2 separate regions of the Homo sapiens genome follow, and region 1 is linked to region 2. A link is a loop called in an ENCODE intact Hi-C map of the cell type or tissue named here. Cell type or tissue: CD4-positive, alpha-beta T cell. All regions are shown on one strand.

Region 1 (4,000 bases), 170 kb before region 2:
AGAAAAATAATCACAAACATACAACCTTGGTTTTGTTTTGTTTTTGTACCTTTGAATCAAAACATTAGGCAGAATAGTAACAAAGGATCTTCGATGTAGAAGCTAAATGTTCCAAAAATCACATCCCACACAGTCAAACTATAAAATGACAATGGGCAAAAAACTGTCAAGGGCAATAACACTGTACCTAGATAGGTTTGAACCTGACTTAACCCCTACTCCAGCCAAAAAAGGTTATCTTTGAATGTCATCCCCCATTCCACCCAAGAATCTCTACAAACACTTCGGGTCAAGGGCAACGCCACAAACCAGGAAGATGCTTAATTAAACAGAAAAATATTTAATGAACTGTCTAGGCGTGGTGGTTCATGCCTGTAATCCCAGCACTTTGGGAAGCCAAGACAGACAGATAACTTGAGGTCAGGAGTTTGAAACCAGCCTGGCCAACATGGTGAAACCTTGTCTCTACTAAAAATACAAAATTAGCCAAGTACGGTGGTGCACGCCTGTAGTTCCAGCTACTTGGAAGCCTGAAGCAGCAGAATTGATTGAACCCAGGAGGCAGAGGTTGCAGTGAGCCAAATCGTGCCACTGCACTCCAGCCTGGGTGACAGAGTGAGATTCTGACTCAAAAAAAAAAAAAAAAGAGAAAGATATTTAATAAATTATGTCTACATTCCCTTTTCCTGTTCTATCATTAGTTACAATAAATAAGACACTCAGCAACACAGGTAAAATATTCCTTCTGATGCCTGAAGTTGCCTATCAAATTTCCTACACTATCTTCCTTTGCAGCCTGGAAAAATACATTCCTTAAACCTTTCAGAAAGATGACTTTCCTAACTCTTAACAAAGGCATAAGGAGACTCTCACGCAGCTCTTCAAGAGGAGAGCCTAGGTGATTCTGTTCACAAGCCAGAGAATGTGAAGGTGGAAAACAGCCCCCTGTAGCTCTTGCCTACGAGCATGTCAATGAGAGAGGGCCCAGATGAATCTATGGGCAGTCCCAAGTGGTCAAGGACACCTCAGCAGAAAAGCTCCCGGGCTTCAGTTTCCTCATCTGCACAACAGGTATCATGCTGTCCAGGACTAAATGACTTGCTCAGAACAAAACCTGTCAGACAGGTGTAAAGGGCTGAGTTTGCCACCATTTTCCCTTTTAAATGTTAATCTTCTTATGGAAGAGCTAACAAATAAGGCCTATGGTAAAGAGGCAGAGAAGGTCTTTTAACAGTGAAAATCACTTGAAATGTATCTCTGAAGATATATGCTACATAGCAAACCCTTAATAATAACCACACCACTGAGTACGTAATGTGTGGCAAGAATCATCCTAAACATCTTGTGTTTCCTCATTTGTTTAACCTTTACAACAACTCTATGCGCAGTGGCACGCGCCTGTAATCCCAGCTACTCGGCAGAAGGCTCTCTTAAGCCCAGGAGTTCAAGGCCAGCCTGGGCAGCATATTGAGACTCCATCTCAAAACAAAACAAAAAACAACCCTGTGAGACATTGAGGTATACTCGTTAATATGAATGTTTACAAATAAGCAACTAAGGCCCAAAGAGTTTAGGAAACTTGCTCAGAGTCACACAGCCAGAAGGTGGCAGAACTGGGATCAGAACCCAGGGAGGCTGGCTTAGAGCTCAGACTCTTAACCAATGCATAGTGTTTCAGAAAACAACCCTGACAATGACATGCAAGACAAATTACAGGAGAAAAAGGAATGAGAGGCAGAAGAGGCAATTAGGAGAAACTAAAGTAACTAGCCAGAGACAAAACAACAGATACAGCCAGGCACGGTGGCTCATGCCTGTAATTCCAGCACTTTGGGAAGCCGAGGCAAGGTGGATCACTTGAGGTCAGGAGTTCGAGACCAGCCTGGCCAACATGGCAAAACCCTGTCTCTACTAAAAAATACAAAAATTAGTCAGGTGTGGTGGCATGCACCTGTAATCCTAGCTACTTAGGAGGCTGATGCAGGAGAATTGCTTGAACCTGGGAGGAGGAGGTTGCAGTGAGCCAAGATAGTGCCACCGCACTCCAGCCTGGGTGACAGGGCAAGACTCTGTCTCAAACAAAAAAAATAAAAAATAAAAACAGATACATGGGAATAAGGAAAAAGGGAAGAATTTTCAATGTGGAACAATTTATCCTCATTTAATAGTTGCTCATTCTGCAAAAGAGAATTAAACAGAAAATCCTAAACTCTGACACAGCTACAAAGAATTTGTAGACCTTGCAAATGGTACTCAGAAATGTTAGTGTTTTGACAAAATCCTTCTTTGAAACAGATGCATGTACAACCTCCAGTCTCCAGGGAATGGTTTGAACACATACCTGTTTAGCAAATCCCCAATTCAGTCCTTCAAGAATAACACAGGCCAGTTTATTCTTCACCACTGTCAGGTTGTAATTCAATAACCAATCCCGAATCACCGCTATCTCAGATGCAGAAGGTTGCCAAAGATACAAAGGCAGTTCTTTAAACAAGTATAGAGAAACCTTATTAAAAAGAAAACAATAATCATTAAATAAAGACTTAGAAACAATGCTATATTACTACAATATTATATTATTAAACTGCTTGTAAAAAAATTTCTCCAAAAGGAACTGGAGTTTTTGTTTAATTTTTAGACAAGTGAAATGGAAATCACGGACAACCAAATCAAGTGGGTATTAAAATTGATGATACATCAAAAGCACATTTCATAATCCTTTGTAAAGATCAATCTTTTTAAATATTCAAATTGGTATGCTTCAGTTTAGGTAAACCACCACACTAATGCACATTTTTAAAGTCATGATAAATCGGGGGACGGCTATTCACTTTGCAAAAGAATTTAGCACTTTAAGTAATTATTCATTCTATGGCATTTAGAAAGATACTCTATTGGCTTCCAAGCCATCCAGGCCGGGGGTGGGGTGAGTGGGAGGGTGGTAAGATGAAACAAGATCAACAAAGAGACCAAGAGTTGATAGCTATTGTTAAAACTTGATGATAGGCCATTATACCATACTATTCTCATTACTTTTATATGTATTTGAAATAATCCACAATAAAAAATTTTTAAATCCTATTTACAGAAAGTCTACAGCACTACTTTTAAAATAACACATCCAAGTGTGCAAATTAAGATAAATCTGGGCCAGGCATGATGGCTCATGCCTGTAATCCCAGCACTTTGGGGGGCCCAGGTGGACAGATCACCTGAGGTCAGGAGTTTGAGACCAGCCTGGCCAACATGGTGAAACCTCGTCTCTACTAAAAATTAGCCAGGCATGGTGGCACGCGCCTGTAATCCCAACTACTCAGGAGGCAGGAGAATCGCTTGAACCCATTGGCGGAGGTTGCAGTGAGCTGAGATTGAACCACTGCACTCCAGCCTGGGTGACAGGGCAAGACTCTGTCTTGGGAGAAAAAAAAAAAAGAAGCCAAAAACAAGAAAAACACTTGAGAAAAATGTCATGAGCTCAAACTGAAAGAATCATATGATCCACTGTACATTTCTCTGGAATTCATCCACTAATCACTCAAGAAGGAGCAACAGAAAACTTCCTACTGTATTGAACTGTATATGAAAAGCTTTTTATCTCAATATAATCATCTTGCAGTAGCATACAATGTTTTTCTTTTCTTTTTTTTTTTTTTTGAGACAGAGTCTCTATCTGTAGCCCAGGCTGGAGTGCAGTGGCGTGATCTCAGCTCACTGCAAGCTCCGCCTCCCAGGTTCATGCCATTCTCCTGCCTCAGCCTCCTGAGTAGCTGGGACTACAGGTGCCCGCCACCACACCCGGCTAATTTGTTTTTTTTTCCATTTTTAGTAGAGACGGGATTTCACCGTGTTAGCCAGGATGGTCTCGATCTCCTGACCTCGTGATCCACCCGCCTCGGCCTCCCGAAGTGCTGGGATTACAGGCGTAAGCCACTGTGCCCAGCCAACACTGTTTTTCTTAAAAGGAAAATGACCATGTACTGCCACTATGGAAAACAGTATG
Region 2 (4,000 bases):
TCCCCATACACCAATACTACATAAGAAAATAGTCGGGGGGTGGGGGGGGAAGCAGTATTGTCCTTTTCACCTGGTTTATTCTTGAGTACTTTTCCAACTAACAAACAACCCTCTCTGATTAAGACTTTTAAAATTGCTATTTTGAATAATCTTAGGACAGCACATTGATAAGCCTAATATGCTCACTATCATATCCTCAAATAACTATTACAGAAGCAAAGAAATTGGACAGGTTAATAAGCTTTTTTCCACTGTATTTTCTTTGGCAATGATTCTTGGGCTGGGTGATCAGTATGAAATAAAGTGATGAAGGCCAAATGGAAATCTTAAGACAAATTTGATTATCATCTTATTTATGTGTGAGAAGCTCCATAAACAGTTTCAAAAATTAATCAAAACCTGTACTCTTCGAGTTAGTAGAAAGTGAAATTAAAAGCTACCTAACTGTAACCAATCAAATACAAATTTTCATAACATAACAGCACCAAATCATCTCTCATCATTAAAACTATATTTTAGATCTTTAAATCATGTCTGAAGCAAAAAGGCTATTCCAGGAATAGTCTGGTCAATAATGAAAACTCTGGAGAAGTACTTGGAGTATCATGGAATATCATTACACATCCAAAAACTTTAACCTACATCTCTGATGTTCAATACAGCATCCACTAACCACATGTGGCTATTTAAATTTGTCAAATTTAAAAGATTAAAAATTCAGTTCCTGTCACACTAGCCACATTTTACATGATTAATAGTGATAGTATAGTAGGTACCATATTAAACAGCACAGATGTATTCTCATCACTGCAGAATACTACATATTTCCAATACTACTGGACAGTACTGTTCTAGACACTTGGATTTCAAAAGCTAAAAGGGGAACTCAGAATTAATCTGTTTCGACCTCACCTTTCAAAGATAAATACTGTACACTGAAGATGCTAAATTGGCCAATGTCTTACAGCTAATGATAACTTTGGGCTCTGTAATTATTCTTCCACATCAAGTGGCTCTTTTTCCGTAGTAGACATTACCAAGAGTATCAAGACTATCTTTTCCCATATCTGCATGCCTACTAGACAGTTCCACTCTCTCTAGTTTATCCAGATGTCATCCTCTGCTTTCCCTAACTCCTACAACTTATTTCTCATACCCTGACAGATGAGGCTCAACCCAATACAAAGTAGACTTACATTAGAGAGCTTCTGATAGCTACACCAAAACTCGCCTTTGAACAATATGTCTACTCACTAGAAATACAAAGTCACGGACTTCCAATTTCCACCAGAAAAATTTTGTTGAAGTTATCAAATGCTTTGCTTTTGTATAAAATAATCTTAACAGCAAGACAGAACAGACTTAAACTTCTTGGATTTGGGGTGAAAGTTTATTCAATTTTATATTTTGGAGCCAGTGGCTACAAGTTATGTATAAATCAGTCCCTAGAGTAAAAAAACTTGGCTAATTCAAACCCTTAAGTTTATTCTCTTTACAATCTATGATAATAACAAGAAAAAAATCTGAGGCAAATTAAGACAAAGTTTTTTAAAAATCTGATACAATCTTTGAATCGCTAAATGAATAACTGAGAAGACTTAGATCCTAAAACACCAAAATCTTATTTTATAATTTACCTTTAAGCCTGAAGAAAACTCTACCATTTCTTCTGCTTGAACATTCCTCAGCCCATGTACGCGGGCAATACCATCACCAATACTTAAGACACGCCCAGTTTCTTCAAGATCAACAGAGGTATCAGCTCCAAGAATACGCTCTTCAAGAATAGAGGACATCTCAGCAGTCCCTATGGAAGACAATTCAATTCAATTAAAAAAATAATCTGGGCCAGGCACAGTGGCTCACAGCTGTAATCCCAGCACTTTTGGAGGCTGAGGCAGGCAGATCACCTAAGGGCAGGAGTTTGAGACCAGCCTGACCAACATGGAGAACCCTGTCTCTACTAAAAATACAAAATTAGCTGGGCATGGTGGCACATGCCTGTAATCCCAGCTACTCGGGAGGCGGAGGCTGAGGCAGAAGAATCGCTTGAACCCAGGAGGCGGAGGTTGCGGTGAGCTGAAATCACACCATTGCACTCAAGCCTGGGTAACAAGGGCAAAAACTCCATCTCAAAATAATAATAATAATAATAATAATAATAATAATAATAATAATAATAATAAAAATCTGGTCCTCGGATCTTTTCAAAGCCCATTTCTCAACAACAAAAAACTAGTTTTGTGATCATAATAATCCAAATATATTCTACAGACCCAGCACAGTGGCTCACGCTAGCCACAGTGGTAATGCTAGCACTTTAGGAGGCTGAGGCAGGCAGATCACTTGAGGTAAGGAGTTCGAGACCAGCCTGGCCAACATTGTGAAACCCCGTCTCCACTAAAAATAAAAAAAAAATTAGCTGGGCACGGGCATGCCTGTAGTCCCAGCTACTCAGGAGGCTGAGACAGAAGAACTGCTTGAACCTGGGAGGTGGAAGTCACAGTAAGCCAAGATTGTGTCACTGCACTCCAGCATAGGTGACAAAGTGAGACTATCACACACACAAAAATTATATATATATATATATATTCTACACTGTAACACGAGATTCTATTTTTAAAAGCTATGAAAATAAAACCAAGTGATTAAGGAAAAAAAAGTCCACACAAAACAAATGTAAACCAGACAAGAAGCTAATCAAATTAAGTAAAACCCTTAAAATAAATGTTCTCCTTTAATTTCTAAGAAATCTGTAACTATGTTAAAACCTGAATTTTTGGCTAAATTCAATAAAAACATATTTTAAAAACCAACTGTTGGCCAGGCACGGTAGATCATGCCTGTAAAACCAGCACTTTGGGATGCCAAAGGGGGTGGATCACTTGAGGCCAGGAGTTCGAGACCAGCCTGGGCAACATGGTGAAACCCCCATCTCTACTAAAAACACAAAAGTTTGCCGGGCATGGTGGTGCATGCCTGTAATCCCAGCTACTTGGGTGGCTGAGGCACGAGAATCACTTGAACCTGGGAGAAGGAGGTTGCAGTGAGCTGAGATAGCCCCACTGCACTCCAGCCTGGAGACAGAGCAAGACTCTATCTCAAAAAAATAAAAAATAAAAAATAAAAATCAACTGTTAACAAAGTGTGTCTTTCTCTTTCAAGGCACACAGGGTAGTATAGGTGGTATTCTTCATCTTAGCATACAGGGGTTGGGTGCAGTGGCTCACGCCAGTAATACCAGCACTTTGGGAGGCGGGCGGACCACTTGAGGCCAAGAGTTTGGACCAGCCTGGCCAACACAGCAAAATCCCATCTCTACTAAGGAAAAAAAAAAAAAAAATTAGCCAGCTGTGGTGGTGCATGCTTGTAATACCAGCTACTCGGGAGGCTGAGGCAGGAGAGAATCACTCAAACCCAGGAGGTGGAGGGTCCAGTGAGCCAAGACTACGCTACTGCACCCCAGCTTGGGCAACAGAGCGAAACTCTGTCTCAAAAAACAAAACAAAACAAAATAAAAAAACATCCCAGCACTTTGGGAGGCCAAGGTAGACGGATCCCCTGGGGTCAGGGCTTTGAGATCAGCCAGGCCAACATGGCGAAACTCTATCTCTACTAAAAATACAAAAATTAGCCAGGTGTGGTGGTGCGTGCCTGTAATCCTAGCCACTAGGGAAGCTGACTCAGGAGAATCACTTGAACCTGGGAGGTGGAGGTTGCAGTGAGCTGAGATGGCGCAACTGCACTCCAGCTTGGGCAACAGAGTCTCAAAAAAAAGGAGGCCACGCACAGTGCCTCATGTCTGTAATCCCACCACTTTGGGAGGCCAAGGCAGGTGGATCACCTGAGGTCAGGAGTTCGAGACCAGCCTGGCTAACATGGTGAAACCTTGTCTCTACAAAAAATACAAAAATTAGCTGGGTGTGGTGGTGGGCACCTGTAATCCCACCTACTCGGGAGGCTGAGGCAGGAGAATCACTTGAACCCGTGAGGCAGAGGC

The links. Hi-C counts contacts between places; a loop is a spot of excess contacts. Peaks named below come from ENCODE experiments on the same cell type or tissue, not always from the same donor. Only the 100,000 strongest peaks of a DNase experiment are listed, where the experiment ranks them.
Region 1: it touches region 2 in a loop (2.2-fold over the local background); 4 of 110 quality-filtered maps call a loop at or near these places.

The regions. Positions count from the first base shown.
Region 1 is chr18:45,923,397-45,927,396 of GRCh38, forward strand. EPG5 (ectopic P-granules 5 autophagy tethering factor) reads right to left here. Exons shown (of 44, transcript NM_020964.3): 14 at 2,342-2,506. Among named protein-coding and RNA genes, the nearest start is that of EPG5, 42 kb to the right of the region's middle. In CD4-positive, alpha-beta T cell, no CTCF peak of the experiment used is centred here; a DNase peak (open chromatin) is centred at 1,615.
Region 2 is chr18:46,090,045-46,094,044 of GRCh38, forward strand. ATP5F1A (ATP synthase F1 subunit alpha) reads right to left here. Exons shown (of 12, transcript NM_004046.6): 3 at 1,638-1,807. Among named protein-coding and RNA genes, the nearest start is that of TRK-CTT6-1, 2.7 kb to the left of the region's middle. In CD4-positive, alpha-beta T cell, no CTCF peak of the experiment used is centred here; no DNase peak of the experiment used is centred here.